Linked DNA regions of Homo sapiens: region 1 is linked to region 2. The links are chromatin loops, found by intact Hi-C in ENCODE. Cell type or tissue: gastrocnemius medialis. All regions are shown on one strand. Each heading gives the region's core, and the rest is flanking DNA. Links, peaks and the distances in the headings are about the cores only. Region 1 overlaps SYT2 (synaptotagmin 2). Region 2 overlaps PPP1R12B (protein phosphatase 1 regulatory subunit 12B).

Region 1 (16,158 bases), core at 5,382-13,381, 120 kb before region 2:
ATCTTCTGCCAAGAACCATGGGGGTGACCAGGCTGTGTATACCCAAGCAAGCAACCAAGTGATGCCCACTGTCCTACAGACTTCCCACCTGGTCATCTGGGGTGAGTTGTACGTAAGGAGAGGGAGGGCCACTTTAGAAATGGCCTTAGAAATGTCTGCTTCTGGAGCTGTCCTCAGAGCTTCTTCCTGAATATCATTTTACCAAGAGCCCCAGAGATGAGGTTTCTTGGCCAAGGTCACCCCCAAAATCAACTGTGAGCTCATGTCTTGAAGTCCACTATGTTTCTTCTGCCCCATTCCCCAGGCTTCCCTAAAGAAGATATCCAGCATTGGCTAGAAATGTAGGTTTCCCTTCTGGTGCCTGTCTCCCGTGACCCTGCTCCTGACATCAAATCCCCCTCAACATCATCCCTTGTAAGTTCTATGGGTTTGGATTAGAGAGCGGGGAGAACTTCCTGAGTGGCCTCATTGGGACAGGGAATGGAGGCTTTCCCCAAGATACATAAGGGCAGACCTGCTTTCCATGAGTGTGGGCTGGATCAGGTCTTAGGAGCTTCAGGAGTTCGACAACACAAAGTCCAAAATCAGGTTCTGCGGCCTCCTAGCCATGGGACTTTGGGCAAGTTGCTGACTCGCTCTGAGCCTTATCATTAAATTGGAATGGATATGATTTACTATCTTATTTATAGAAGTTTATAAATATATATTTACTTTTTGAAAACAGCTTTATTGAGCTATAATTCACATACGATACAATTCACCCATTTAAGCGCACAATTCAATAGTTTTTAATATATTCACAGAACTGCACAACCATACCACGATCTAATTTCAGAACATTTTTTCACCCCTGAAAAGGAACTCCATACATATTAACAGTCACCCTCGATTCTTCCATTCCTCCCAGCCTTAGCCAACTAATCATCTACTTTCTGTCTCTATGAAGTTGCACCTTCTGGATATTTGATTTAGATGGAATTATATAATACATGGTCTTTGGTGACTGGCTTCCTTCACTCACATAATGCTTTCAAGGTTTAGCCACATTGAAGCATGTATCGATACTTTATTTCTTTTTATTGCCAAATAACATTCCATTGTGTAGATATACTGCGTTTTATTTCTCCATTCATCAGTTGATGGATGTTTGGTTGATTCCACTTTTCAGCTACTCTGAATAATGCTGCTATCAACATTTGTGGAAGGGTTTTCGTAAGGATATGTGTTTTCATTTCTCTCGGGTATATGCCTAGGATTGTCAAATGGTATACTTTTTTTTTTTTTGAGATGGAGTTTCACTCTTGTTGCCCAGGCTGGAGTGCAATGGCACAATCTCGGGTTCAAGCAATTCTGCTGCCTCAGCCTCCCAAGTAGCTGGGATTACAGGCATGCGCCACCACGCCCAGCTAATTTTGTATTTTTAGTACAGATGGGGTTTCTCCATGTTGGTCAGGCTGGTCTCGAACTCCTGACATCGGGTGATCCACCCGCCTCGGCCTCCCAAAGTGCTGGAATTACAGGTGTGACCCACCTCTCCCGGCCAGTATACTTATTTTTAAATGGTATATTTATATTACTAGGCTCTGTTCTAAGTATTTCATATGGATAGTCTCCTTTAATTATCACAATACTCTACAAGGTAGGTACTATTATGAATCCCCTTATTATAAAGTGAAGAAATGGAGGCATCATTTGAGGGACATCAAGGGATTTGTCCAAGGAGACTCAGCTAAGAGAGCCAGGATTTGGACCCTGGCCTCTGGCCCTTTGCTCTTCCACCACCTTGCTCCCACATGTGAGATTTAAGTGAGAGAATGTCTGAAAGTGCTCCCAGCCTGACTGTAGTAGGTGCCCAAGAAATGTTTGTTGGATGCTGGGAAAGGACCAGAAACCTTGCATTTCGCTGTCTGACTCACCATGTGGCTTTAGGGAATTTGTGTCCCTTTGAGCCTCAGTTAAATTTCCCCAATACATAAAGCTTCAATATGGCATTTCATAAGAGACAGGGCTGAGATGGGAGGTGCAATATCATGGAAAGGGCCCTGGATTCTAGCTCTGGCTCTCTCACTGGCCTCTCACCATTCAGTTAGAGGCTGTAACAATTGATCCTAAGTTTCCTTCCAGCTCTCCCATCCTATATAAGTTCTATGTTCTTCCTCAGCAACTGGAGCCCCCTAGGGAGCTAAGCTGGGATGGGTGCCCAGGGCCTCAGGTCACTGCTGTGCTCAGCAACACTTCTCCCACCCAGTGTGTTAAAGGCCAGGTAGGGGCTGAGTGGGATGAAGATGGGGAGAGGGGAGGACCCACCCTAGGCCTCCCTTCCATTATGGAGCCCTTGGTGTGGGCTGGAGACCTTCTATTCTCTCAGCCAGAAAAAAGCCACCTCACCTACACATCCCCTCAGTCTTCCCTGGCTCTCCTTCTCTTGAGTCCTGCTCCTCTGGAGTCACTGCAGCCCTCATTCCAATGAACTACCCAGCCGTCTTTGGAGGCTTGGCCTAGCTCCTGGTTTGGGATCACTTATGGGAAAGAGCTGGGCACCCAGTGGGTGCCCAGCATATTTTGGTGACTTAAATAGGGATCAGTATTTGAGCTAGTGGCTTCCCCTAGGTCATGATTCCCCAGTTCACTTTTCCCCATCCTTTGTCAGCAAGAGCATTCACTGCATTCTGCAAATCTAACCTGGCAGCACCAAGCGAGGCGCGTCTGCATCTTCCAACTGCACAGCCACATCCTGTAAACTTTTCCTTGGCCCTCCCTTTAGTCCATATTCCTTACTTCCTGGATGCCACCGGTCAGAGTGCCTCCTGCATCCCAGGTCCTGTGCCAAACACATAACATACAGGATGGTGCATTTACCCCTCTGTGGTGGGAATTTGTAGCGTCTCTAGTTTATAGAAGAGGAAGCACATCCAGAACAGGGAAATAACTTCTCCAAGGCCACCAAGCTGGTAGGTAACAGTGGAAGGATTTGAGCAAAGGCTGTCTGGTCCCAAATCCTGCATCATTTGACTGAAAGGAAAGATGGCATAAAGGGCTTTTAAGGGGGTGCCCAGAGCCAGGGAAATCAGGAGGAGCCTCTCTGGGCAGGTGGGCTCTGGATTCCTCCGGGGCAGGTCTGTGTCTCTGTGTCTTCTCTTTTCCCCTGCTTGGAGAAGAGTCGAGCCTGTTGGGTAATGCCTGGGAACACCCTCCTCTGGGCTTAGTCTTCTCATCGACAGAACAGGGTCTGACATTTCCAGCAGGCCTGTGCGCCAAGCTTACCTAGAGATCCGGCGATGGCTACGCAGCCTTTCTTCCACTGGTTATAGAGTCAGTTTCTCCCAGGTTTGCTGTTCTTGCCTGTAGTGTGATGAGCCGGAGTCTCATCCCCAGCTCCCCATCCCCCAATATCTGCGTGTCTCACTATTTTTAAGCTCCGTGGGCTTAATGAGCTGCCTGCCATGACACGTCTTCAACATTTACCTTTTTCTCTAATGAGCCTCAGAGAGCTAGGTTGGGCTTATTTTTCCCTTGACAGTCCCCCACCCCAGTCAGGAGGCCAGAACTGGGCTATTTCCCTTCTGGGCCCAGACTTGGCTTCCTGAGACCCCCACAGCAATGTGCCCCACAAATTATCTAGTGGTGGCAACACTGCAGATTCCAGGCCCTGGGGAGCTGGCTCCTTCTCTGGTGCCACCTTCTGTCTTGTTTCTCCCCTCTTACCCCACCTCAGCCCCTTCCTGCAGAGTGGCAGTGTCATAAAGGAAGCTCTTGTGGTCCTCACATAATTGGCAGCTACTTCTCCTTGAGGACAAACTGCCTGGCGAACCAGCAGGGCCTGGCGAATGAGGCCAATCAGCAGCAAGGGCTGGGATGGAGATGTCAGAGATTTAGAGGCTCTCAGGGTTGGAAGGGAGACCTCAAATTTCATCTAGGTCAGCGCTGTGTCCCCTTACCTGAGTCCTGTCTATAACACCCCTCCCAATAGTGGGCTAACCTCAGCTTGAATGCTCCCAATGATGGAGCCCTCATTACCTCCTGGGACCATGAACTCATCAATGGGTGGTGCTGACTGTGCAAAAACCCTCCTTCATTTTGAGCCTAAATCTATTCTCCCACATGAAGAGAGGAGACCCCCGCAGTGGGTTCATCCATCTTCTGGCTCCAGCCCTCGGTGCTGTGAAGGAGCCGCAAGTCACTCTTCATGAGGAACCATGCCTGGTGTCTTGGGTGGGGGCAGAGGCACCGCTGATCCACAAAGATGTGGTGTGATTTTTTTCCTCTCAGGGGACTTTGCTTGGGGGAGGGGCCGCTGGGAAGAGCCAAGAAGCTGCTAGAAAAAAACTTAAGTCGTTCCTGTTTCTCAAGTGCAAAGTGAACCTGCAGCAGAACATTAGAAACCCTGATGCAGGCTAGCTGTGTTTACGGGGACCATTACATGCCGGTTCTCTGTTGCCAGCTCCAGGGAGTCAGGGTCTGATAGGAGCCACCCCAGGTATTCCATTTATAGTCACAGCTCCAAGCAGGGGTCATCTGTAGGGTGAACTGGAACTCCCTGCGGTTCCAGAGAGCCACAGATGCTCACCCATGCTGGCTTTGGTAGGCAGGCAGCTCATTAAGCCTCTCCGAGGCTCAGGATTTTGCCAGCTTGGAAGAGCACTGGATTGGGAGGCAGGCTCCTTACTCTGCCACTTTGGACAAGTCCCTTCCTCTCTCTGGCTGTCAGTTTCCTCGGCTGTGATATGTGCTATGTGTGGACCTTCAGAAATGGTGCAGGGCTGGGCCCTGCAGCTGCCGAATGCCGTGTGTGTGGGTGGAGGTGCTTCATCCTGGGCTGTGTTCTGCAGGACACAGTGTTTGTCACCAGTGGTCATATGAAGGGGACAGTCCTCTGCCCACTTCCATTCCACCTCTCCTCTGGCCCAGAGCAGGGAGGCCAGAGCCCTGTGTACTGCTAGGCAGGGCAACGGCCCATTCTCAAATGTTTCCTGGGGCCCGGGGTGTGGAAAGATGCTTCCGCTCCTGTGAGGGAAAACCTTGAGGCCTCTGGTGTCCTGGACCAGGGAGGCTCTCCTGCCCTAGGTCAGGCTCTGAGGAGAGGGTCCCAGATGATGGCGTCTCTGGAGCCAGGGGTGTGTTCGGCTGTGTCATCACCTTCCCAAGTCAGCTGTCATCACTGCACTTTCCAGGGTGGTGGCTGTGAGGGGTCCCATCATGGTCTGTGGTTTGTCAGACACCCACCCAGGTGGACGTCTCTTGCCTGGAAAGTGGCCAGCCTCTTCCAAGCCCACCCCATCTCCTCCTAAACCTTGGCTCCCTGCTGCTCTTCCAGGAAGCCTTTCCTCAGTGGCTCCCTGGTTCTAGGTGCCTTTGCCCTGTGGTTCTCAGCAGAAGCGCCTGTGCATCATGGGAAAGCCGGTTGGCGATGGGATGCACGGCGCTCTATTGGGGTCTGTGTTCCCTCTCCCCATGTGTCCTCCAGCACCTGGTCAAGCCAGAGTGTGTGGGAGCCAGGGGTCAGCCCCCAGCTCTTTCTGCTCTGCACATTCGTTTTTCTTTTTGATGTAGTTATAACTTAGATTCAGCAAAGTGCACAACTTATGGATATATGCACCAGTGTAATCACCAAAGAAATTCCCCAGAAGGATCCCTGTCCCCTCCCAGCCCCTGCCTGCCCCTCCAGTGTAACTGCTCTATTGCCATGGAGTCATTTTCTGTTCTTCGGAGCTTTCCTCCCATTCCTGGTCATTTCTCAATCTCCCTGGCTTTCTTCTTTCTCTACAAATCCTCCAAATGCTGATATTTCTAGAAGCCCATCTCTGGATTTCTTCTTATGCCCACACTCTCCCCAGTGGATTATCCTTTTGTGCTAGTGACTTCCAGAGTCACTTCTGAGCAACACACCTGCCGTACCACCCCCCCCCCCCCACCAGCTGCCTGCTGGGTATGGCCGCTTGGCTGGTCCGCTGGCATGGCTAGGTCTTACCTAATGTCAAACTCCTGGGCTCCAGTGATTCTCCCACCTCAGCCTCCTGAGTAGCTGGGACGACAGGCATGCACTACCATGCCTGGCTAATTTTAAAATTTTTTGTAGAGATGGGGTTTCACTGTGCTGCCCAGGCTGGCCTCAACCTCCCAAAGTGCCGGGATTACAGGTGTGAGCCACCACACTAGGGATAGGTTTTGGCTGGGACACCCTTGGGGAGTCTGGGCAACCTCACCTCTTCACATCCCAGTGTTGTCATCTATAGGATGGGAGTGGCAGCTAGAGGAAGAACAGCTAGACTCTGCTGACTTCTGAGAGGAGGATGTGGTCAGATACCCACAAATGAGAACTTGATACCCACAAATGAGAACTTGAAAGCTTGAGCAACCAAAATAGAGACTTAGCAGCCACTGTTGGAGAAGCCATGGCTGCTGAGAGGCCTGAGTATTGGGGAAGGTGGGCTGGAGGAGGGGGAAAGCCTTGGCAGTATCTGGACACAGGGGCAGGAAAGAAGCCAGGGATAGTGCAATGGCTCAAGAGAGGCCTTGGCCCAGAGGTGGGCATCAAGAAGGCCATCTGGGCTGGAGCTAAAGGCATGGGTAGAAGGAGGACCATTTATTAAGAGAGGCCTGAATTATCTCAGAAAATAATAATTTAAAAAAAGGGTATTGGCTTAACCTGGTCCTTAATAGGGAGTTAGCAGAGAGGCTGCCCCACCTCTCCACTGGAGCCATCCCTGTGTGCTTCTGACAGGCCCGTGCCCAGCCTGGCTCAGGAACCGGCCATGGCCATAATACCATGCTTTACATACAGTGCTCCTAAGCCTCGCAGCCCTGCGCAGCAGCTTCCATTATCATTCCCATTTTGCAGACGGAGTGCTGAGGCCCAGAGAGGTTAAGCAACCTGTTCAAGTTCCCATGGCTAAAAGAGCCGAGACTCCAGTCCAGGTCAGTCTGCCCAGAGCCCAGGTGCTCATTCACCCCACTTGGCAGCACCTGGTGTTTCACTTGGCTCCTCTTCCTCAGCGGAGCTGTCTTCTAGGTTTGGATCCACATAGAATTCCAAGTTGAGGCTTTCCAATTTGGAATTCTCCCCCTCACTGCTCCCCTCCTCCAGCCCATGGGTGTTTTGAGGCCATGGTTCATCCCTCCTGGCCCCTATCTCCCATGTCTGTCCCGGCCCCCGGTCAGGCAGGAGAGAGCTGGCTTCTTTGGAGCACCTAATTGTGCCCCCGGGACTTGCATGCTCCACTTTAGTTTCTGGAGACCATGAGCTGTCATAGGTGTTGGTGATAATGGGCATCTCTGTCTGAAGAGTGATGGGCACGTCTCTGTCCCTGGGGCCTGGCCAGCACCTGGAAGGATGGAGGCGCTCTTGGAAACGGGAGGACCAGACTGCACCTTCTTTGGCTGGCTCCCTGCCTGGGATGCTGGCTCCCAGCTCCCACTGAGAGCAGGCTGGGCTCCCCAGACATCTCATGACCTCTCCCAGGTCCTGGTGTGGCCCAAAGCGAGCTGCTCTGCTACCTGGGAGTACAGCTCTTTCCATCCTCTGGGGAAGGGTGCTTGAGCGAGTGACCTGTTTCGCTCCCCCTGAGGCCCAGTTTCCTCAATTACAAAATGGGAATCACAGTCCCCACCTCACAAGGCCCGGATGAAATGAAATATGCCGCTGGCACGGAGTGGGCACAGTGGAGGTCTCCCTCCCTGCCCCCGGCACCCACCTCTGAGCCCGGTGCCTTTGTGATCTTCCCGTTAGACCCACCTTCCCAGTGTGCTTGAGGAGCTCCCTGGGGCTCTTTGTTGGGAAGGAAAGAGCCCTGGGCTGGGTGCTGGGAAGTCAGGGTTCAAGTGCACTGGGAGGCCCTGGGCAAGCTGATCTCAGAGCCTTAGTTGTCTCCTCTGTCAAGGGGCAGAACCACATCTGCTGCACCTCCCAAAGGCCTGAGCTCTGTCGTCTCCCTGTGAGCTGCTTCAGGATGGGGTTGGGTTTTATTCATCTTGTATTCCCAGCACTTAGCATGGAGCCTGACATAGGATTTGGAGGAAACGAAAGTGAAGATCAGATGAAAGAGTGGATTTTTAAGCAATTAAACATGCTAGGGGTTATTTTCAAGTTTGGGTAAGGCAGACAACTCCTGGTCAAACCCTCATTAACCAGGGAAGTGGTCTTCATGCCCTTCCTTTGCGCATTACTCTCCAGAGAACCTGAGCTGCACTGGATCTCCTTTCCCCATGGGGAGCCATGGGCCTGCCTACCTATAGTGGAGCACTGCAAGGCAGTGCGCCTGCCCGTCCACACCCCACCCATGACCACTCAGGCCCTGGGTGTCACGGTCTGACCTAGACAGGGTGCCTCTTTTGGCTTTGGGGTTTCTCTTCTCTCCTTTAGCAGGGAGCTTGATGGGACGGAGGTTGCCAGAGTTGGGGGGCAGTTCCTGGTGAGATCCCCCACCTCCTCCATTTCCTGCTATCAGGCTCAGCAATCAGGCTGCTCCTCTGGGAGCTGGCAGGAAATGCAGTCGTAAACAAGGCACGTTCCCACCTCACAGCCCTAGTGGTCCCCTGGGAGCTGAGCTGCTTATACAAGTACCTTTGACACCAGGAAGAAGTGACGCAGTCTCTGCAAGAGGAACACACAGAGCCAGGGAAGAGAATTCTGGGCCTTAGGCTCCCCAGCCGCACAACCTCTGCAGCAACCCTTGCCCTCCTGGACAGAGCCTGGACTGGCTCAGAGTCCCTGACTTGGCGAGCACTGCACCCCTCGTTGTGGGTAACACAAGGTCTGTCCTTGAGTTCGTGGTCAGCATGGACTCAGCCTAGCCCCGCTGAGAGGAGAACTGAGGAAAGGAAATGAGTATTTAGGGTCCACTTTGTGCCAGCACATGTGGCCTCTTCAATCCTCATAACATCCCTGTGAGACAGGCACCTGATCCTCGGTTTGTAGCTAAGAAATGATCCCAGGGAAATGAACTCATCTCCCAGGGCTGCAGAGCTGCTAAGTGTCAGGTTGGAAAGCAGCCCTGGCTGTTCTAAAGCCCACGTTCTCTCATGACCCCACCACCCTTTCTGCCGCTTGCCTTCAGAGGTAGAACTCTCCAAGCATCTCGGAAGGCTGGGTTCTAAAAGCTGAGAGGCTATCTAGGCTGCATGCGGTGGCTCAGGCCTGTAATCTCAGGACTTTGGGAGGCTGAGGCAGGTGAATTGCTTGAGCCCAGGAGTTTGAGACCATCCTGGGCAACATAGTGAGACCCCTTCTCTACAAAAAAGAGCCGGGCATGGTGGTACGCCTGTAGTCCCAGCTACTCGTGGGGGTCGAGGCTGCAGTGAGCTGTGATTGTGCCACTGCTCTCCAGCCTGGGTGACAGAGTGAGACCCTGTCTCAAAAAAAAAAAAAAAAAAAAAAAAAAAAGCTGAGAGGCTGTCTTGGGAGATGCAAAGCCACTTTCCAAAGGATGGAAAGAAGTGAAGAGAAACCAGGTCTCTTGATGCCTCTTTCAGGTCCCAGCCCTCTTGCCACCTTTGGAGACAGAGGGTCTGGCAAGAGATGCCACTGCAGAGGGAGGGTGGGGGCTGGTGACCCTGTGGTCTCTTCCAACCCCGAGGCTGTAAGGTGACCCGCATCGTAGTCCACCCCCTCCCATTACCCACGTACAGGGCCTGTAGCTATCACCCCAGCTTCCTGGACAAGTGGTGTGGCCCGAGACCCCCAGCGTTCCCTTCCCTGGAGCTTCTCACATTTCTACATATGGCAGTGTAATGCACCTGCACACAATGTTTGCATATGTGTTCACAGTGCTGGTTCATGCATGTTTATACATTCATACATGGTGTTCATACACATGGCGTTCACGTGCACACACATACACATACACAGCCTTTCTGGCATTCTCTGCTATGTTCTTGCACTGGCTGCTGTCACCCATTTCAGCTGGGCCTGAGAGATGGAGACAGGACCCCCTCCCCGGTGCTGCCGGCTAGCAGATGCCACAGTGCTGATGTTCTGCTCCATTACTGAGTTAATGGAGCCTCCTTCTGCCTCCGGCCTCCCACCGGTTGCCCACCTCCTCCTTTCCAGGGTGTGAGCGTTGACTGGGGGCCTGGGAGGGAGCCTGGCGGGGGTGCGGCTGTGTGCGGAGGGCGTGGGCCTGGCTTGGGTGGAGATGGGGCTGGAGGCAGGCGGCAGCCTCCTGGACGGACAGCAGGGGGCACCGCTAGGTCTCCTCAACGGGCCGCAGGGAAGAAGTGGGCTGGGGAGGAGGCCGCGGTCTCTCCAGCTACTCTCCTGCAGCTTGAACGGGGGCACCTGCCACCCAGCCCGGGCTCCTGCCCCTGCCCCCTTCCCCCTCCCCGCACACTGGCAACACCCCCTCCCCTTACACTCCCAGTCCACGCCACACACACACCCTACTACACACCACACACACTACACACACACACCACACACCACAAACATCACACACACACCCTACTACATGCCACACACACCACACACACACCACACAGACACAGCACACACCACAAACATCACACACACACCCTACTACATGCCACACACACCACACACACACCACACAGACACAGCACACACCACAAACATCACACACACACCCTACTACATGCCACACACACGACACACACACCACACAGACACACCACACACCCTATTACACGCCACACACACGACACACATACCACACACACCACACACATACCACACACAAACCACACACACACCCTACTACACACCACACACCCTACTAGACACCACACACACCACACACACAACCTACTACATGCCACACCACAAAGACACACACCACACTACACACACCACACATGCCACACACAGACACCACACACACTACACAAACACACCACACAGACACACACCACACACCCTACTACACGCCACATACCACACAGGCACACATCACACACACACCACACACCCTACTACACACCACACACACCCTACTACAGACCAGACACCACACACACACACCATGCTACATGCCATACACACCACACACACACCACACACCACACACACACCACACACCCTACTACATGCCACACACACCCTACTACATACCACACACACACCCTACTACACGCAACACACACTACTAAACACCACACACACACTACTACACACCAGACACTGTGCTACATGCCATACACACACTCTATGACACCACACACACCACACAGATACCACACACATCACACACCACACACACTACTAAACACCACACACACCACACACATCCACACTCTACTACACACCACACAGACACACACCATACACACCTTACTATACACCACACACACCTCACTACACACAACAGACCACAACACATACACGTATTACACACACATCCCACACAAACTCACTATACCCCCATACCACACATACGTACACACCACACATATGCCACTACCCACTACCCACATACCCCCTGACACCCCACTAGAGCCTCCACCCCTAACCCACACCACCCCCTACATCACACACACACCATATATACACACCCCACTGTCCCCCACACCCTAGCGCCCACATCACACACACTACACATACAGCACACACATCCTACACATACATACCACCACATATACCCCTACCCACCACATACATGCACACGCCACATATGCACACTCACATCACACACACACCACCACACTCACGCACTCCTATTAAAAGGCTTTTGCTTTCGTGCCAAACCTCTAAACCCATCCCTTAGAGGGGCGGTGATCGGCAGAGCTAGTGTGTTCAAACCTTGTAACATTTAGTCAGAAAGAAAATGCATCAATTTGTAACAGTTTGTAGCTGAAATTGAAGATGTGCATCTGGCATGAAAGATATCGGGACTGTGCTGGAAGGTGCTGTGTGCCTCACATGAGGCAGAGCTGCTCACACTGTGGCTGGAGGATCCATTGATTGTGTGGGTTAATCACTGCTAAGCCACAGAGAGCTCCCCTTTCCCCTGGTGAGCGCTCCCCCAGCTGGCAGTTGCCCACGCACTCTGCAGAAAGCAGTGCCTCTCTTGGGAGCACGACCAGGGCAGACCCCCACAGTCCTACCCGTCCTCCCTCACACTCAGAGCATGCGCACAACAGACCTCCTGGGGCCCACGGGTGCACCCCCCCTACACACTTTCCGTATCCTACACCAGGCAGCCCAGGGCCCGCTGGTCCCCAAGCCTCCATCTGTCCCCACTCAATCACTCATTCCGGGTCGCCCACCCTTCCCGGCCTGCTCCCAAGCATCTTGACACCCAACCAATGGAAGACCCTCTCCTCCGCCCCAGGACAGCTGCCTGTGGGTTTGGGAGATGTTGTGGGGTGCTGGGGAGTGGGGAACCCTGGAGGCCCAAGATTCTGAGTCTCTGGAGAAGGAGGTGGGAAGGCAGCCTGTCTGGGGGCCAGAGGCAGCCCCCTGGGCTGGGAGCAGCTGGGGGCCCCAGCAGGCAGCTCAGGGCTGGCCAGGCGGCTGGACTGTGACTCAGCAGCTTCTCCGTCTTGGCTAGAGTGCGCCGTGCTGCAGTATTAACTCCCTCTCCAGGGAGCCTGGACTCCAGCTCCTCTCCCATGGGGATGGCGGGCTTCTCTGTCCTGTTTCAAGTTGTGATCCTGGCTGGGGTGGCAGAGCGGAGGGTGTGCTGAGGGGCTTGCCTGGCGGGGGCATCCCTCTGCCCCCTCACCACTGCTACTATCCCTGCACCCTACAAGAGTTAGCCAAGGATCAAATGGAGCCAGGGCTTGGTGGGGTGGCCTGAGGGGCGACAAAGGCCTGGAATCCAGGAGTTGACAACTCAGGCAGGGCTGCCACCATTTAGCGGTGTTGTTTGTGTGATGGAGGTAAGCCACCTCCCTTTGGGGCCTCAGTTTCTTTGTTTTCGAAAAGAGGCTGTGGACTGCGTTGTCTGTAAGAGTCCCTCAGCCCTCACAGGCTGGGTTTTATTAATATTTGCCTGTGATTTAAGGGTATCCATGCCTGGGGTCTAGGTTCAGAGAGAAATAAATAATCCGAGGCAGGTGTGAGGTGCTGCAGGTTTACAGAGCCTCACTCAGGAAACTTCACCTTTGATCATGGAAGCTGTCCTTAAGGCAGGCAGGGCAGGGATGCTTAACCCCCACACACAGCTGCACAAGCGCAGGGAGGCTAACAGGCCAGCCCAAGATTGGTGCAGGAAGGGCTCAATCCTCAGCCATTGGATTCTGAGGCGCCCATCAGGTGGCCTGGAATTGCTGATCTCAGCGAGATCAAGAGAAGGAAAATGAGTGTTGCTGCAGCAGGAGAGATTGAAGTTAGACACTAGAAGGACGTTCCAACTCTCAGGAACCTGGGAGTTGTTAGCTTCCCCAGGGCCAGTCAAGAACAGACTCTGCTTCTACGTGTGCGGAATGACAACCTCGCTCCAAAGTGGAGGTGTGCATGCACTGACCAAGAAGGCTCATCAGGCCTCGGTACACAAGGAACTCAAAGAAATGGGTAACTTATTTTCAGAATGAGCTAGAAAATTAATTCATTAAAACTTTATCCTCAGCCTCCTAGGACCAAATGTTGGACTGAAGCATTGGTGCAAAACATAAAGACATATATTTCTCCTTAAGTATTGATCTTTCTAGCCTGTGAGCTTCGGTGACAGGTGTCTTGCTGGTTAACCTATTTCCATCTCATTACTTTGGCTTCTGCAAATACAATGCCGGGAAAGATTAAATACTGTAAGCTGTATCCAGTCAGCTCTCCATTATCTGCATTAATCAAGGCTAGTACTGAGTGGGATAATCCACAGAAGTGCCTAGTCCCCAGATCATATTTAATTGGTTTGGGGTGGCAGTTGATGGTGAGTGTATGTACATGTGTGCACACACACACATATATGCTTTTGGTGAGGGTGAGGATTGAACTTACTCATCTTTGATGTGGCATCAGGATCCCATTTTGGAGGCAGTCTCATTTGGGGGCACACCAAGGGAATCCCAGAAGCCTGCTAGAGGAGACAGCAGGGCTTCCAGTCTCCTGACTTTTTGTAGGGAAGAAGAGAGGCAAGGTGAGAGCCTAGGGGTCCTCTGAGGGTGAGGGGGGCAGGTCCTGGTGGCATTCTTCCTGCAGCATGCCTCCCACCTGGAGCAGGTCAGGCGATTTCTGGGTGAGCTACACAAACCCACTCATTTGTTCTCTCTTTTGGCTGGGCGCAGTGGCTCATGCCTATAATCCCAGCACTTTGGGAGGTCAAGGCAGCAAGATCGCCAGGAGTTCAAGGAGTTCATGAGGCCAGGAGTTCAAGACCAGCCTGAGCAACATAGTGGTACCCTGTCTCTATGAAAAACTTTAAAACTAGCCAGGCATGGTGGCGCATGTGTGTGGTCCTAGCTCCTTGGGAGGCTGAGGTGGGAGGATTGCTTGGGCCCAGGAGTTTGAAGGCTGCAGTGAGCTATGATCACGGCCCTGTATTCCAGCCTGAGCAACAGAGTGAGACGCTGTCTGTAAAAAATAAAATAAATTTAAAAACACACAAACCCCCCTCATTTGTTTTCTCCTTTGCAAGGCTGAGGATCCAGCTCCAGGGTTCTGAAGTACCAGAGGGTGGAAGAGACAGGCAGATTTTCGTGGGGTTCAAAAATTTAAAGATACAGAAAGATACCCAGTGAAATATTTTCCAGCTCCTCCTTTCCCAACTCCGCTCCCCAGAAGCAACTACAACTAATGTCATCAATTCCTTATGCACCTTTCCAGAGCCGTGCTGTGAATATAGAAGCATACAAGCATACATATACTTCTCCCCTACCCTTTTACACAGGTATCATGCTCACTCCCCTGCACACCGATTCTTCCACTATCTCCCTTGGAGATCATTCCCTGTTCACCCACACAGAGCAAAGCTCCAGGGCATCTGGGCCTTCTGTGATTCTCCCATGTAGGCTGACCATGGGCTGAGTGAAGACCCTCAAAGCAGAACATCCCAGAACTACTGAGAGTGTGAGTGTGAGTGTGCGAGGTCGTCTCACCCCACCTTCCTCCTCCAGCCTAGCTCCCCTTCCCTCCTACTCAACTTGATTGTCAATCAAGTCTCCCTTTAGTTTAGGTACAAGAACTGTGGCTGAGCTCTGAGCATATCTGGGCATTTGGAGTTAAGGAAAGAGAGAGCCTCTAGACATGTTGTTTCTGCTTGTTATAAGAGGGCTTATAACAGGGGGAGAGATGGTGGCCCCTTCCCCCTGCACTCCCCATCCCGGCGTATCCCTAGGCTCTCTGTTGAGAGCATTCTTTTTGATACTCACCTGAAGTCCTGCTTTCTGCCCTGACAGCTCTCTACATGATAGAAAAAAAAAAAGGATAAGATAAAGGATAAGCCAACCAGGTTGTCACCTGCTCCCCAACTCCTAACTCACCCCAGGCCAAGTGTGGCTGTTCTCCCTAGCAAAGGGGGCCAGAGGCAGTTAACTAGTACTCCAAGACCCCAGCATGTTTTAGGGTCTGTGCAGGGACATGCATGCCAAGCATGGTTCCTCCTGGACCCATTGCTCCCAGCCCTGGGGCCACTTGCAGAGGCCTGAGTGCTTGGGACTGACACTGTCACAGGGGCCAAGTGGCCATCCTGGGCAGACAGAAGGACAGCGGCCAGTGGACCAGGGAGAGAAGGGAATTCCTGCGTGGATTCTGTTTAGTGACCTTGTTTCTGGTCTACCCCTGCTTCTCCAGCATCATTTCCCACTATTGGAGACTCCCCCTTCCTGAGCTTTCCCTGAGGACTGGGCCCCCTACCTTGCTCCTGAGCAGGAGACCTGGCCTCAGTCAAATTTAGACCCGGATCTTTACTCTGATCAACTGTGTGACCTTGGGCAGGTCACTTACTACCTGTCTGAGCAGAATTTGCCTTGCCTTTGAAATGATGCTGGTAATTGTGCCCTCTTCCCAGGTGGGTTAGATGAGAACATCTGTGCGCTCATCAAACAGAGCTATGGTGATTGAACCTGTTGTTGCCACCAATGTCCTCCTGCCTGCCCTGCTCTGATGCCCTCCAGGTCTGCAGTGCCTTTGAGGCTTATTTTACTTCCAGCAACCGGGCTTGGACTTTGACCTCTCTGGCAAGTCTTTCTGAATTACTTAGAACCTCATTTTTTCAAAGTGTGGTGCCCAGATCACCTGCATCAGAGGAAATGGGGATGTTGTTACAATGC
Region 2 (16,158 bases), core at 2,731-10,730:
ACTATCAGGCCCTTTTCATAAAAAGTTTGCGGACCTAGAGCATCACGTGCCAAAGATGAAGTGAGGCTGCTACCACTGTCCCACCACCAACATGTTCTGCCGGAGAATAGGTATAAACATCTGCTTTCCCTATCAGCCTCAGAAAGGCAGAGTGTTGACTCTTCACAACAGCCAGCAAGTAGTAGCTATACCAGACATTTCGAGAAATGAGAAATACAGCATTCAGTCACCATAAACAGCCCCATGTTTCGCCCATTTGGCATATCACTTTTGAAAGTCCTCCAACTCCTAAAATGCCATCTTAAAGTATACAATGTTTTATTTGGTGACATAATACTCAAACATGTTGTTTGCCTTTAAAATGCTTCTGTTTCCTGAAAAAATTTTTCAGAAACATAACAAGAGCTATAAGCTCCAAGACCATAATAAGTACTTGTATTATGTATTATGCTAGGTATTAATTTGCCAATGGATTTTTAAAACTTCCCTGCTTTCCTCTTGGTAGCCAATAATACTGACATAGTTTAAGGTGTAAGAGTTCAGGTTGTAATAAAACATTTTTAAAAATTTAAACTATAAAAAAGTTAAGAGTTTCTTAAAAGTACATATTCTATGAAGGCACATCTGTGTGAACATTTATGTACCTTAAAGGATCATACTAGGTTACAAAACTATGGTTTCTCTACGAAGAGATTCATGTCACTAAATGGCTGCTATCTGATCCTTGAACTTGCTTTACTGAAGACTGAGACAGTATGGAGAAAAGTTAAAATTGGGAGGTGGTGGCCATTCATCTTTACATTTTTACAAGCTTTATACAGGAAGCTTTACAGCTTGGGATAGGTAGTCCTACTATCCTACCTTTGAGATTCTACCAAAATAACACTTCTAAAGGTAACGTCTGTTAGTGCCTTAAGCTCAACATTCCTGCTGGGGCAAATCTATAAACATTCCATTTGCTGAAAAAGGACTTCAAATCCCACATCAAGCTTTCTACCTCAATCATGGGGCTAGAACTCTAACATTAGCTAAGCCTAAGCCATGGTTAAGGCTCTCCAGCCATGCTATCAACAGGAGAAATGAATACTTCTGTAACCGAGGTAACTCTTAGACTCCAACTGAAAGAGAAACAATTATTCCTGGGGCTGTCTATGATCAACGCCATCATAGGACTACTTTGATAAAAGAGTTGAACCCAAGTGCTTTGAAGACAACCTTATAAAATTGTCATCATAGTAATGATGGTGTCCCAGGAATGCTCAAGTTGACAATGATCCTTTTCTAAAGAATGTCATTAGTTGGTTTTGAATACGTTTTTTAAAAAGAAAAACTTTGGAAAAATACCAGCAGGAAATTCACTAGAATGTTAATAATTTCTTCTGAAAAGTATAGTTATGGATGGTTATGGACAATTTTTTCTTAGCTTTCATAGCTGAAACAATCCCTTTTCATAACAAATATTTTTAACACCCCCTTACTATCCTGAAATAAAAATCACTGATATAAAACTAAAATCATTTTAAAAATAACAGAATATGAAGAAGAAATAAAGAGCAAAGCACTTTATAATAAAATATGTATTTTAATGTGTTAATGCTTGGGCCAGTAAAGTAGAAGGCATAAAGAAGCAGTCAGAGATTTGGATGCATCATATAGTTACCATGAAGGCAGAGGTTAAATGCAGATCTACAGAACGTGTAGCATGATGTACGCATTATGTAAGTGGCATTGCTGTCAGGGATAAATAAAACTAAGAGCAGTTTCTCCTCATTTACATGGTGGTTGAATTTTTAGAACTGTCTTCCTCCCCACTGCCCCTCAAAAATGAGCTTAAACATAAAATCAAGTTTGGTTTTAGACTCAGATAACTGATAGGTTTTCATCTATGACTGTCAAGGGAGACAGTCAAAAGTCAAGCAAGCTTCAGGATACTTGTTTGATATGGGGCATTTTAGGATATCTAGCATCTCTCACCCTTTCCACTTAATGCATGCAGAACATCCCCCATCGCTGTATTCCCTGAAAGTAGCCCTATGAATTTTTACAAACTCCTTTAGCAATTCTCCTGCTGCTTTTGAGAGCTACCACTTTATATTTTTCTATACTTCATGAATTTTCTTTAATGAAATTTACTATCTTTTATAAACATTTTTTTTAAAAAGCTCCAGCAGAGTTTTAAGCTCATCTCTGTTCCTATAATAAAAAGACATAAGGTCACAAGTCACTAACACAAACTAATATCTTGAAAGCAATTGGAGGCAGAAGAAGAAATCAAAAAAAGAAAAGGTCAAGAAGTTAACTATACTATCCTTAGTAGCTGGATAAACCTTTCACATCTTTGGATGAGATGCATGAGAGAAGTCCAAACAGATACCTCAAAGATCAATTTATTCTATCTTAAAAAAGATTTATGATTAAAGCAGAATTCACTGATGTAATGGGACACTAGGTCCAAAAATTACAGGGTCTCAAAGGAATACATGTGAGCTTTGATTACTGAGATTTCCTGGGCAACAGCACGACCTAAAATTAATAGAGTCCATAAAAGGAAGATGCCAAAAGAAACTTTGTTCTTAAGATGGTTTATACAGCTTGGGCTACAGCAAGACACAACCCATATATAGAAAATCACAGCATCTGCAGTATTTTAAGAAACTATAGTTGCAAAGCAAGAGCAAATGTACAGTGAGAGGAAAGATCCTTCGAGGCCAATGTGGAGTCAACCACTAGAGAAGATTCCTCAGTGCATGCTGGATAACAGGCAGCTTCCCACATACAGAGTTGGTTGGCTGCCATTTCTCAGTCTCTATCTTTTTCCCTGGGACTGCGCATCGTCATCAATTGCAGAAATCCAGGACAGCTTGCTTTTCTACACGTGGAATGCCTGCCAATTCCCAGAGGCTGGCTACCACAGGACTGTTTATAACAGCCATTGCTTATCAAGTTTACCCTTACTTTTATATCCTTATGAACATTATCATGTTATCAAATTTCTCAGACTTTTCAAAACCCTTTCATTCTGGGGACGAGCTATCTTTCCCTTTTAAAAAAAAAAATCTGCCTAAACAGGTTAAGAGGAGAAAAATCTATATTTTATTATCTCTTTAAGTCTGTTAAAAGCAACAGAGGCTTGCTTAAAAAATAGATTTTGGTTGTTATGTAATATACTGCAAAAAAAAATATTACTTTACTACATAAATAACTATTAGATAGCTCACCTACCATGTCTTTAAACTTAGACAAACTGTTGTTCTAACTCCACAGCGCAATCTTGTCTGGGAAATACCTTACCATATTAGGCAATCGAGCCCCAGAGAGAGAGGAAAACAAAACAGACTTAGGATTTTACCTAAAAGGAGAATGGCAAAAATACTGACTGGTGGTGGAGAGTGGACAGAAAGTTGCTGGATACCCTCCAGCAGATAAAGTGGTTTCACAAGATTAAAAAATTCTGCTCGAGAGAAAGGATCCAGCAAATAGCCAGAAGCAACGCTGTGAAAAATTGGAGAAAAAGGGCTGCTATTTACTCAAAGGAAGAAGGTGGGAAAAAATAGTAAAGATCTCTGAAACTAGGACTGTTGGAAGCACTGGCAAAGAAGCATAAATGGGATGGGTTATTTAGGCATAAAAATGAAAGCCTGCTTGCTTGACAGAGAAGCTGCAGGGACTTGACTTGATCAGATGCTTAACAGGTTCCAAACACAATTTGAAACATTTAGTTCTTGTTCCTTTCCTTTCTACTCATTTCTTTCCCCCTACTTCAGCAATCTCCTTTAAACCTTATTCCTCAAAATTCTTCAGTTATGTGTCAGAACACATGTTGGAGTTATAGAAGATTTGGGGCTACTTCTGTGACTCTCCAAATAATCCATTCTTTAAGGATAAATTAATAACTTCAAAATCATGTGATCCTAAGGCCAATAAAAGTATTCCGAAAGCCTTACTCTCATCCAGATGTAGGAACTTGTAGATTTGGAAAATAATTTAAATGGATTGTAATCATCTCTATTTAAATGTATTAGCTCATTTTCATTTCACAACTCTAAGAGGTAGACTATTATTATCCCTACTTTACAGATGAGGAAACTGAGGCATACAAAGGTTAAATAACCTATCCAAAGTAGTTAAATGGTTAAGCTGGGGTTAAATGCAGGGAGTCTAGCTCCTGGGTGTGTCCTCTTAACTATTATGCTATATTATTTGTCATAACAGTATGTAATATGATATAAGAGATATAACAGATATAAAGATACAAATTTGGAAGGTAGTGCAACAGCTGTGCACTAGGACTACAACTATGTGACACTAGCAAGGTACTTAATCTCCTGGGCCTCAGCTGTTAACTTTAAAATGACAGTGTTAACTAGGTGACCTTTAAAGTATTTTTTAGCTTTAAATTTAGTCTGTAACTGTCATTCTAGCCACCCCAGAGAAATCAAATTTTAATATACAGTAACAACTTTTAGGTGTTGTTTTATTTCTAATAAAAGTTTTTCCAAGAGTCTTCTTTTTTTGGGGGGGACAGGGTCTCGCTCTGTTGCCCAGACTGATGTGCAGTGGTGCGATCTTGGCTCACTGCCACCTCCGCCTCCCGGGTTCAAGCGATTCTCATGCCTCAGCCTCCCGAGTAGCTGGGATTACAGGTGGGCGTCATCACACCCAGCTAATTTTTGTATTTTTAGTAGAGATGGGGTTTCACTGTTGACCAGGCTGGTCTCGAACTCCTGACCTCAAGTGGTCCATCTGCCTCGGCCTCCTAAAGTGCTGGGATTACACGCGTGAGCCACTACGGCCGGCCTCAAGAGTCTTCTTAACTGAAATTGAAGTGACATTTATTCAAAGATGTAATAGAGCTGAAGAAAATTTGGCAAAGGAGACCAAGAGGTAAGTTAACAGATCATTTGCAGACATGGTAATTAATAGAATCCCTCTGATGTAGTAAGAAGAGTCTTATGACATCCCTGGACTTCAAAGGCCTCTAGACAAGGTTGCAGAAAGGAAGCAATTTCTAGCTCAAAAGACACCAGAAGATGCCCTGGAATGTCCAGGTCTCCTATACCATTGCATGGTCCATTTATAAACAGACTGAGCAGATTTCATGGGAAATAGCCCTTGAAAAAAAAAAAAAGGTAAAATAAGAACAATGATAAAACTGCCTATTGTTCCATGTGTTTTGTTTGATTTCGTTTTGGAAAAAGGGGGAAACTGCATCCATATTCTCAGGGTCAGGTACCAGGATTGCTCAGTTTCCTTTGCTGATTCTTCCCCTTCTCCTCAATTTGAATTTCGGAGTGCTCCAGGGCTCTTTCGGCCTCTTCTCTGTCTACATTCATTCTCTTCGTGGTCACATTCAATCTCATGGTTTTAAAATCCAATCTTTAGGTTTACTGATATCCAAGATGTAGTTCCAGCTTGGCCCTTAAACCTGAATTGCAGATTCCTACATCTAACTGTCCTCTTGACATTTCCATGTAGAAATATGTCAATCAGACCTATTAGATTTAACAATTCTAAAACCAAAACCAAATGTCTACTTTTCCCCCACCAAATGTATTCTGTATTCTTCCTGTAGTATTCTCCATCTCAATTAATAAAATTCCATGCTTTTAGTTGCCTTAGCTAAAAAGTCTTAGTGTCAACCTTGACCTTCTGTTTTCTCACCTGATATCCAAGAAAACAGCAAATCTCATTGGTTCTAACTTCAAAATATATCCTGAATATGACAACTTCTCAGCATCTTTACTGCCTGCTATTATCCTGGTACAAACCACCGTCAGTTTTCTCCTGGATTACTGTATTATAATGGCCTCCTAACTGATGTCCCTGCTTCCACCAATGTCCTCCCAGAGTACATTCTCTAAAATAGCAGGCAGTAATCCTTTAAAATATAAATATAATCATGTCACTCTTGTGCTCAAAACTACAAAAGCCAAAGTTCTTATAATAACTTATCAGTCGATGCCATTTGGCCTGCTTGCACATTCCACTGTAGCCACATTGATTTTTTTTAACCTGTCCTCAAGCATGCCAGACACCTATCTTAGGGTCTTTGCAATTGCTATTCCCTCTGTCCATAACACTCTACCCCTACATATCCACATAGTTTCCCACCTTGCTTCCTTTAAGACTAGGCTTAAATCATATTTTCTCAGTAAGGCCTATCCTGACCACCCTACTTATAATGTCAACCTCCTTCCATGTTGGCACTTCTGATTCCTCCTTAGCCTACTCTATATGGTTTTTCCATAGCACGTATCACCTTTTAACATAGTATTTACTTTATATATTTATTTTGTCTGTCTCCCCCACTAGAATGTAAATTCCGTAAGAGCAGGGCTGTTTGTTCATTGTTGCATCCCCAGAATCTAGAAAAGTGCTTGATCATAATCGGCGCTTAAAAGCACTTGTTGAATTAAGATGCTTACAAAAGTGAAGGCAGGACAAAATGGAAAATGCATTTAGTGGCTTCTGGTATATTTCTATTTATTTCTATGGCATTTATTTTCTGTTAAAGTTCAAAACTCAGCTCTGCTAGCAAATTCCAATTGTGTTCTTTCATGTAGTTTGAAAACCTTGCATTTAATAGCTTAACTCTTTTAGAAGACTTTTACCAACAGATCTCTCCACGAGCATACCCCCAGTTATCTAAGGCAGGTACCTTGATATCTATAATTTAGTAACTCTTTAACACTATCTCCTTTACCAATCAGTTTTGAGGGATGACTAGTAATCCAGACCTACTGATTGCATTCTGGATGGGGACAGCTACATTGCTAACTTTGAGGGTAAGGTTTCAGTGATTTTGTTCAGATTGAGTGCCACCTGATTTATCTAAAAGCAATAGAGATTCTAGGGGAAAAGAAAAGTATGAAAAGTCTTACTTCCTGACATACATAACTACCCACCTATGTCAAGGACAGCAGAAGAATGCTGATGCTCTACCCACTGAATCTTGATACTCTGAGTAGGCTTTTAAGTTGTCCTTCAAGAAGACGTTCCTTCACTCAAGGAGGTGAGATGCTACTAGCAAGTCAATTCGAACATGTAACCTGCTGAGTAAAAAAACCAAATGGATGAATAAGGAATAGAAAAGGATGTAAGTCCTAATTTCAGGTTTGCTTCACTACAGTCAAACAAAGAGGTTCCCTGAAAAAAGGTACAGGTTGCTCACCTAGCAGAGATGTCATGCCCAAATAATTCTTAATTTCTCTGAGCCTCAGTCTTCTTAACCATAAAATTGGTTCCTAATCCAAGATATCTCTAGATTCTCTTCCAATCCTATGATACCAAAAGTTGGGAGGCAAGTACCTTTACTACATTGAACCCGGTCCTTCAACAATTCCTTAAAAACAAAGGCAATTTGTCTTCTGCTCAGCTTTAGGGCACCATTCTGCCTGCTCACCAATATCTTTTCTGTTGACCACTTGTGCCCTCTAGTGATAAATTCAATTATACAACAGGATTGGCTTGGAAAACAGCTCCAGAGCAAACAGGGAAAACAGTAAGAAAGCAATAGATAAAACTCAATGTAAAGAAAATGGAATCCAGGCCAAAGATGCAGGTAAAAAAAGATAGAAATATCCAAATGGTCATTATCTTCTGTGGCGTACCTATGCTTGTTCCCTCCAGGGCAAACATTCTATGTGATTACTACTATAGTAAAGAAAACAGCAAACACACTGCTGAATATAAAAGCATTTTCAGATATAATTAGAATAACCCTATTCCTCAAATTAAGATGCAGATTATTTTTCATTCAGAAAGACAAAGGATCTATTAAGATTCTCAGAGACTGTCATATACCTAACGTGGATAAACAAAACAGAATTGTTTTTAAACACATCTGTCAAGGAGGTGCTAAGATGTCAATTTTACATATTCATTGTTAGTTTCACTGGTTCATGGATTTACCAGTGGAGATGGGTTCAGACTAAAACTATGCACTATGTTGGGCTTAAGTAGGGTCCCCAGCCTTCTAAGCATGTTCCTTGCTGTCCCCAGCATAGCAATGCATGACTAGTCTATCACATACTCTCTTTTTAAAAATTTTAAATTGATGCATTATAATAGTACGTATTTATGTGGTATGAAGTGATATTTCAATACATATATGCAATATGTAATGATCAAATCAAGGTAATCAGCATATCTAGCATCAAAAATAATTTATGTTAGGAACATTCAAAATCCTCTTTTCTAGCTATTTGAAAATATACAATAAATTATCATTAACTATATTCACCCTTTAGTGCTATAGAACACTAGAACTTATTCCCCCTACCTGTAATTTTATATCTGTTAACCAACCTCTGACTATCTCCCTTTTCCAGACTCCAGTAACCACAGTCCTACTCTCTACTTCTATGAGCTCAACTTTTTAAGATCCTACATATGAGAGAGAACATGAGGTATTTATTTTTCTGTGACTGACTTATTTCACCTAACATAATGGCTTCCAGGATCATTCATGTTGCTGTGAATGACATAATTTCATTTTTCTTTATGGCTAAATAGTATTCCACTATGTACATATACCACATTTAATTTATCTGTTCATCTGTTAATGGACATTTAAGTTGATTCCATATCCTAGCTATTGTGAATAGTGCTGCAATAAACATAGGGGTGCAGATATCTCTTTGAAAGACAGAGAGACAGTGAGAGTGAGAGAGAGAGAGAGAGAGAGAGAGAGCAAGAGAGAGAGACAGCGAGAGCACCAAATCCTAACCACTAGACCACCAGGGAGCGTCATCTCTTTGATACACTGTTTTTCTTTCCTCTGGATAAATACCAAGTGGTGGGACTGCTGAATCATATGGTAGTTCAATTTTTAGTTTTTGAGGAACCTCCATACTGTTTTCCATAATGGCTACACTAATTTATATTCCCACCAATAGCGTATTAAGAGTTTCTTTTTCTCTATATCCTCACCAGGTTTTGTTATTTTTTGTCTTTTTGATAACAGCCATTCTAACAGGTCAGATGATCTATTTCATTGTGGTTTTGATTTGCATTTCTCTGACCAAATATTCTATTGATAGCAAACATTATGGCCATTCCTGGCCATAAATCTTACCTGTATATAAATGTTGGTTACATTTTTCTTGGTATATAAAAAAGGAAATGAACTTCAATGACCTCAATAGAGATTTAGTTTAAACAACAGAAAGGTCTTAAACCACGTTGTTGTCACTGCTATACAAGTGAAGTATTAAACAATCTTCTTTTGAAATCTTTAAGAAGGGGGGAAAAACCATAGATATTTTGAATCATTTAGGTCTAACTCTGACTGGAGGCATAAGATAAAGATAATAACCGTTGAAGCTTCCTTTCTACCATTAAAATTAAATATTATTGGCTGGGCATTGTGGCTCATGCCTATAATCTCAACATTTTGGGAGGCCAAGGCAGGAGGACTGTTTGAGCCCAGGAGTTCGAGACCAGCCTGGGCAACGTGGTGAAACCCCATCTCTAGAAAAACTCCAAAAATTAGCTGGGTGTGGTGGCTTGTGCCTGTACTCCCAGCTACTTGGGACACTGAGGTAGTAGGATCACTTGAGCCTGGGAGGTTGAGGCCGCAGTGAGCCATGACTACATCACTGCACTCCAACCTGGGCGAAAGAGCAAGACCCTGTCTCAAAAAAAAAATTAAATATTACTGCTGGTTGATTTCTATCTTTTCCATTCAATTCTCTGTCCTGAGAGGCAACCACTCTTCTGATTTCTATCACCATAGATTAGTATCACTTATTCTTGAGCGTTAATGATGAAACGTTTTAAGGTGATGGAAAAGTTCTATATCTTGATTTGGGTAGTGGTTATACTGGTACATACAAGTGTCAAAACCCAGCAAACAGTATATTTAAAATCTGTGCATTAATTGTAAATTATATTTCAGTTAAAAAAAAGCCAAGATATTAGAGTCTTGGGAAGAGATAACTTTAAAAATAATAGATATTATAATTCTCAAGGAGTGGACTAGGTAAGAGAAGGAAGCCAGCATGACCTCAATAGCAGATATAGTTTTATTGAACTAAAAACCAAGAAAGGAAAGAGCTGCCCTGGGCTTCTCAACTGTATCCATGCTGATTAGCTAACAGCACCATTTCAATGGAATGCCCTCCGCTTTAACTGGCTCATTTGTTGTTGCAGAGCTGAGTCAACTGTACTGCCTGAAGGATGAAAATGGAGCTGGGGTAGAGAGGTGGTCATAAGATACTACTGATTGTCTTGAAATAGAAATGTAGGAATTTACACTAGGCCATGACCAGGCATGTGGCTCTGTAGGCCCATATAGATAATGGCATCATGCCTGCTAGCATTAGGAGAGAGTGCTCAAGGGAGAAAAACAGTTAAGAATTTAACTGAAAGAAATGAAACAAGCAAATATAAGACTTTTACAAAAAGGATGCCTCACCCTATGCTGATTCATTATCGGCCTTTCTTCCTGCACTATTAGCGAGGCTGGAGATTGGCACTTGGAATATATTTCTTATAGCAACCTTAGCTTATCTGCATAAATTCAAATGTACCAGTCCACAGATAATGGGCTGTTTATTCTTTTTGATTCACATTGTTGTTTTCCTGACACATGGTAAACACTAGTAGATGCCTTATGCAATTGGATGTGTGGAGTATTTTTTAGTCTGACAAATGCCTTTCACATCAAACTGCAACAGTCTCTGCTTTTCTTCATACTTTCAAGTCAACAGTCCTAAAGTAAAATTCCCTAGGAAGTACTGCATCAAGATCATCTTAATTTTCCTTACTTGGTACCCTCTAGGCTAGGATTTTCCAGTGCCAAGAAGTTTAGAAAAGTAGAGAATAGAATTTTCACTGGCAAAAGACATTCTTATGACAACAAAGCCTTCCCTTTTGCAATTCCCTGGATTTAAATGGCCTATGTAATTCTGTATGGATAATGTTCCATTTCAGTACTCTATAATCTATAACTCAGATCCTCTGAGTTATATTTCCTGAGTTATATATGCTTTGAGTTATAATTCCCCAAAGGAACTTTCCTATATTCACTCTTCCTATCTCCAAAAGCCTTTCCAAGCCCCTTGAAGAAACTAAGAGTTGCTATAATTCATACACATACACACAGGCACACACTCGTGCCCCAAGGAACCTCTATATACTATTTCCACACCACATAGCTTGCCTTTATGAAGTAGCCCCAGCTTCAACCAAGGGCAGGCAATTCTCACCTATGTCACCGTTAGTCATTAAAGGCACTACTTTCTAGAAGGCTACTATTGTCTGTTTTGGATCTAGACAAAAATATAGGCAGATCAATGACAATATATTATTTATATCTTCTCTGCTAAAGATGAGTTAGATGTTAATTTTCAGTACAGGTTATTAAATATACTCTGAAAACATACTTCCAATAAGTTGTAGGATACAAAAGGTCATCTTTTTACATAATTTCAATAGAAAAGCACATGTATTTCAATTAATTTAGTCAGAACCAAATTCCTTCCTTCTTGGAAAACAGTACTAAAAAGAAAACCACCACCAATCATGTCTGAGTGGCTTACAGGAGCCTGGAGTATCTTCAGAAAAGCTGAACTTAGGCCTTTCACTGCAGGGAAGAGTTGGATGTCAGGCCTTAAAAGGGCAGAGTTATGTAAGATGCCAGATGTTTAATCTTATCTCAAAGTCAAATATAAATGACTTGGGGACTGTCTGATGTTTTACATTCTCCACATTTATGTCCCTCTCTATTAGTGCGGATCCAAAAAGGAACTGGTATCACTCTTCACTTTTCATTCAAAGATTTCAAAGTACTTCATATAATCCAATAACATACAAGAGAGAAAATGATGGATCCTATAACAGTGTGAAAGACTGGCAGTAGGCACAGAAAAATGTAGGAAACTGCTTCAAGAGCACAGGCACTGTTACACCACATGAGAAAATAGTACCACAAACTAACACCTGCCCCATCTCTTAGAGGAATGTCTATCTCCAAACTCCTTCTCAACTAAAATCTGCATTAAGTCTTGCCCTTTCTTCTACTAAAATTACATACAAGAGCAAGACTGTGCTCTCAAGAGACATGCTTCACTGGCTTGTCACTTACCCACGTTTCTTTGACCTCTTCAGAGCCATCAGTTTCATCCTCCTAAAAAAGAAAAGGGAAGAAAATCAAGAGGCTCATTGTCACAGACATCCTTGAAAGCAACAAGGTCAGATCCCATCAATTATGCATCTTGGCATTTCAAACATGGGCAATGAGAATTGACTTCCAAGTGATGCTCTGTTACTGCTACTTTTCACAGCCATCACAGGCAGGCAACTTAGAAATGTCACCTGTAGTCTAAAAAGTCAAATCAACCACAGTTGGAAAAGGGATATCTTTAAGACAGACAGACAAGACAGACAGACTTAATTTCATCTTTGTCAATACTTATCAGTCAATTTAGCCCTAAAACAATGAAATATTTTTATCTAAAAAATAATTTATAATGAATGACTACTACTGTCTCATTTCTTGTCTCACTGAATAAAGTGTGTCCAATTTTCAAAGGAGTCATTGGTAGGCAGGGTCGTCTTGTCCAAGTTATTGGCCACTTGTTCTTTAAAATGCCAATAACAAGGTTGAATGAGAAGGCTACAGAACAAGATATGGAAGAGGATGAATGGAACTACTGATTGTGTATTTGTAGTTAGTAAACATTGGCATATCTGTCTTTATTTTAAAGCCAAAGTTCATCTATTTTATGTTATTTGTTCCACTTTTTCTCTAAAACAGTAAAACTAAGTGAACTTGTATTACTTAGAGGTTTTAAGTTCCTTGAACTTCCTGTAGTACTCCTACAATATTTAGTTAGAATCTCTGCTCATATGTGGCATTAAGATATTGTTGACTCACTACATGACATTCAGGGAATATTAGGAAGGACTACTAAAACTCGACAAGCTTATTCACTTGTTATATTTGTTTATATGGCTGTTGTATATTTCCAGTTTTTTAATTCTTTGCCAATTATTTACTGAGTGCCTACCATGTGCTTAGCACTGTACTAGATACTGGGAATCTAGCAGGAACATACCAAATGAGTCCCACACTAGTTAGGTCTTTCTTCTCTTTTCCTCAGTAATACTTCCTGAGAAACTGCAAGATTCATGGCACCATGCGGGACTCTTTCTTTTAAACTCAACTGAAAGAATGGTGACCAAGAGTAATATGATATGCCTCAGCACAGACCAATCCACTTACATCCTTTGTCCAGAAATTGATGCCTGTGCCTCTTCGTCGTTCCTTGGGCCGCCTCCTCTCTCGGATGGACAGCCTCTTAGAGGACTGCTCATCCAAATCTGCTTCTTCATTCTCTGGCCAGAGATAAAATAAAGTATGAACTTTAAGAATCTGGGGATGTGCACTGTGGAGGGGCCTGTGTCTTTTGAAGTTCTACATACCATTTTTGTCCATTTCCTTTGCAGTTGTAGTGTTTGTGGTAGTCTCTGAACTCTCAGAATCAGGGACTGAAAATCTATTTGTCCATAGCAGGTGGGAACTGGTGTAGAGTGAGGGTCTTGACGTAGAAGGAGATGCTGGCGTGGTGGGTTTGTCTGGCTGAGCTGGGCACCTCAGGCGATGACAGATAGGCTGGAAATAATCCACAATATGAGATATTAGAAATCAAGTCCATCTAAAGAGTAAGGACAGCAGGTTTATACAAAATGTTTTTTTCTATATTAAGGGGCTTATGAGTAGATGATGATCAATATTGAGTACCTGGTAATAGGCACTCAATAAATGAACTAAGCTAAAGTTAGTTAATTAGACAAAAAAAAAAAAAACACAGCTGCTAGACTCCTACTCTGAGAATCCCATCATGTTGAGAGCAGTTCAAGCAAATTATTCATCAATTAACCAAAGGGTACTAGATAGCATTAACCATGTAAAAAAAATTCCTTTGATCTTGGAATGAAAATAAGAATGATGGCCTTTTTAAGATGGAGGGCTGAAAGGCAAGGTTTATGTAGGGAAACAAAAAGATCAGGAGCATGAAGAAGCAGAATGTAGGGATTACCTGAGAACAGAGAATAAATGTGAGTATCCTACCGAGTTCTGAATACTCTACCACCTTGCCATAACCAGGCTTACTGAAACTTTCTAAAGTTCCCATTTTCCTTTTTGTAGTTTTGTTTTGTTGTTGTTGTTTTCTTTTCTTTTCTTTTCTTTTTTTTTTTGAGACGGAGTCTTGCTCTGTTGCCCAGGCTGGAGTGCAGTGCTGCGATCTTGGCTCACTGCAACCTCTGCCTCCTGGGTTCAAGCAATTCTGGTCTATTGTGGTCTTTTTTTTTTTTTTTTTTAAACCTGAGAATTAGGACAGATAGAGCCTAACAATAAGCCTTAACTTGGTTTATGGAAGACTCAGAGATAGATAAATCCTTACTACACATTAAATTTATGACATAGAGATTGTACACATTTTTGTGATTTATAAAGACATATACAATAAAATGTAGTAAATTTGGAGTCAGAAAGATCTTTGTTCAAATTCTAGCTTCAGCATTACTAGCTGTGACCTTGAATAAGTTACTTAGCTTCTCTGGGCCATAAATTCCTCATCTATAAAACAGAGATAACACCTTCTTCAGAGAGGATTATGAGGATTAAATTAAGAAAATGTGTGTTAGGTGCTTAGAAGAATACCTGGTAATAGGTACTCAATAAATAGTAGCTTATAAAACAAAATACAAAATAGAACTTCAGTTTATAGAATCTAGCCATTCAGAGTCAAAGCAAGAAGGAGATACCTTTCTTCTATAACCACAGTGACCATAACATTTATCAGTCCAAACTGGGACACTTTTGAGAGTGCAAAGGAGGGGTAATGATAATTACACAAAGACAACAGTTGTAATTGGAACCATCTTAGGTAAACCAGGAGTTATGTTCACCCTAAATATAAACTTATACCTTTTACTACCAACTCCACTAGAGAAATGAAACATAAATCAAAACGTCCCTCCCAACAGTGACACTCAAGAGTGCTTTGTAAGCCCCTTAGGTTTATAAGAGTTTGAAAAACAATACACTAGTAGTTAAGAGAGCAAGCTGTGGAGTCAGACTGCCTATGTTCAAACTCTGGCTTAACCACTTCTTGGCTATGTGAAATGGGCAAATTCCTTAACCTCTGTGATTCAATTTCCTCATATATAAAATAGAAATAGTAATATTTACCTCAGAGAGTTGTTATGAGGATTAAATGCATTAATACACAAGAAGTACTTAAAATAGTGCCTGGCATAAAGTAAGCATGTATTGAGTAAAGTAAACACTCAATATATGCTTATATTTTTATTTGCATTTTGTTATACTATGACCTCTCCTTTTAGACTAGAAGGACATTTATTCAAAAGCATCAGTGAACTCTCAGAAGAAAAAAATGGTCATTTAAGGACCAACATCCTCTAAATTTTTGTCACACAGGTTTGCAAACTAAAGACAGCCATACTGAGTGAGTTGTCCATTGCAAGGTAGAACACAGCCTTTGAACTACCAGTGAAGAAGATACTCCCCAAACTAATTACCCTGCTTTTAGCACAGTACATGCCAGCAAAAATGAGCTCACCTCTTCATCCAGACTCCTGCCCCAGGGCTGCTGGCCCTCCCCAGCTTCTGTTGCTGGAACTGCTGAGGGCTCATGCTTCTCAGGGCTCCCCTCAAGCCCTTCAGTGTCTGTGGGCTTCTCACGAGGCTGCTCCTGAGCTTGCCTCTCTGCCCTCGACCGGCTGAATGTCCTTTCTGCTTCTTGAAGGTCTGTTAGGGTGACACCCTGGGAAAATATCACAAGATCAGGGCTGTTTCACACTAACCATGGAATAACTCTTGATTGATCAGGAATATTCCCAAAAAGACCTAATAGTTATCAAATCCCAAAATGAAGCCCCTCAAAATGCATAATGAGGCCACTTCAAGCAATATATGCTTAAAATAAGCATCTCAGTGTACAAAGAACCCGGGCCTGAGTCTAGGTACATTTTAAATGTAATACTTTAGTTTTTCTAGTTTGATCTCCAGAAAATAGGTCAACACTGATGTCTGCCTGTTATAGATGTACTTTTTCCATACCAAATAGTTCTCAGTATCTTTATTTGAAAGGTCCCTACCCTCCCAAGATCAAATGGTTACCAACA

The links. Hi-C counts contacts between places; a loop is a spot of excess contacts. Peaks named below come from ENCODE experiments on the same cell type or tissue, not always from the same donor. Only the 100,000 strongest peaks of a DNase experiment are listed, where the experiment ranks them.
Region 1: a loop joins it to region 2, with 4 times the contacts of the local background. A loop is called at or near these places in 13 of 110 quality-filtered maps.

What each region holds. Positions count from the first base shown.
Region 1 is chr1:202,619,620-202,635,777 of GRCh38, reverse strand. All of the region lies in intron 1 of SYT2 (synaptotagmin 2), which reads left to right. Among named protein-coding and RNA genes, the nearest start is that of SYT2, 83 kb to the left of the region's middle. RefSeq lists a silencer at 10,250-10,329 and an enhancer at 12,440-13,064. In gastrocnemius medialis, for the core only: a CTCF peak has its summit at 10,165 (motif pointing right); DNase peaks (open chromatin) are centred at 8,611, 10,187 and 12,497; H3K4me3 peaks cover 324 bases; H3K27ac peaks cover 2,274 bases.
Region 2 is chr1:202,492,753-202,508,910 of GRCh38, reverse strand. It overlaps PPP1R12B (protein phosphatase 1 regulatory subunit 12B), which reads right to left. Exons shown (of 24, transcript NM_002481.4): 15 at 15,594-15,797; 16 at 13,429-13,618; 17 at 13,229-13,341; 18 at 12,089-12,130. Among named protein-coding and RNA genes, the nearest start is that of PPP1R12B, 150 kb to the right of the region's middle. In gastrocnemius medialis, for the core only: a CTCF peak has its summit at 7,419 (motif pointing left); a DNase peak (open chromatin) is centred at 2,870; H3K27ac peaks cover 2,810 bases.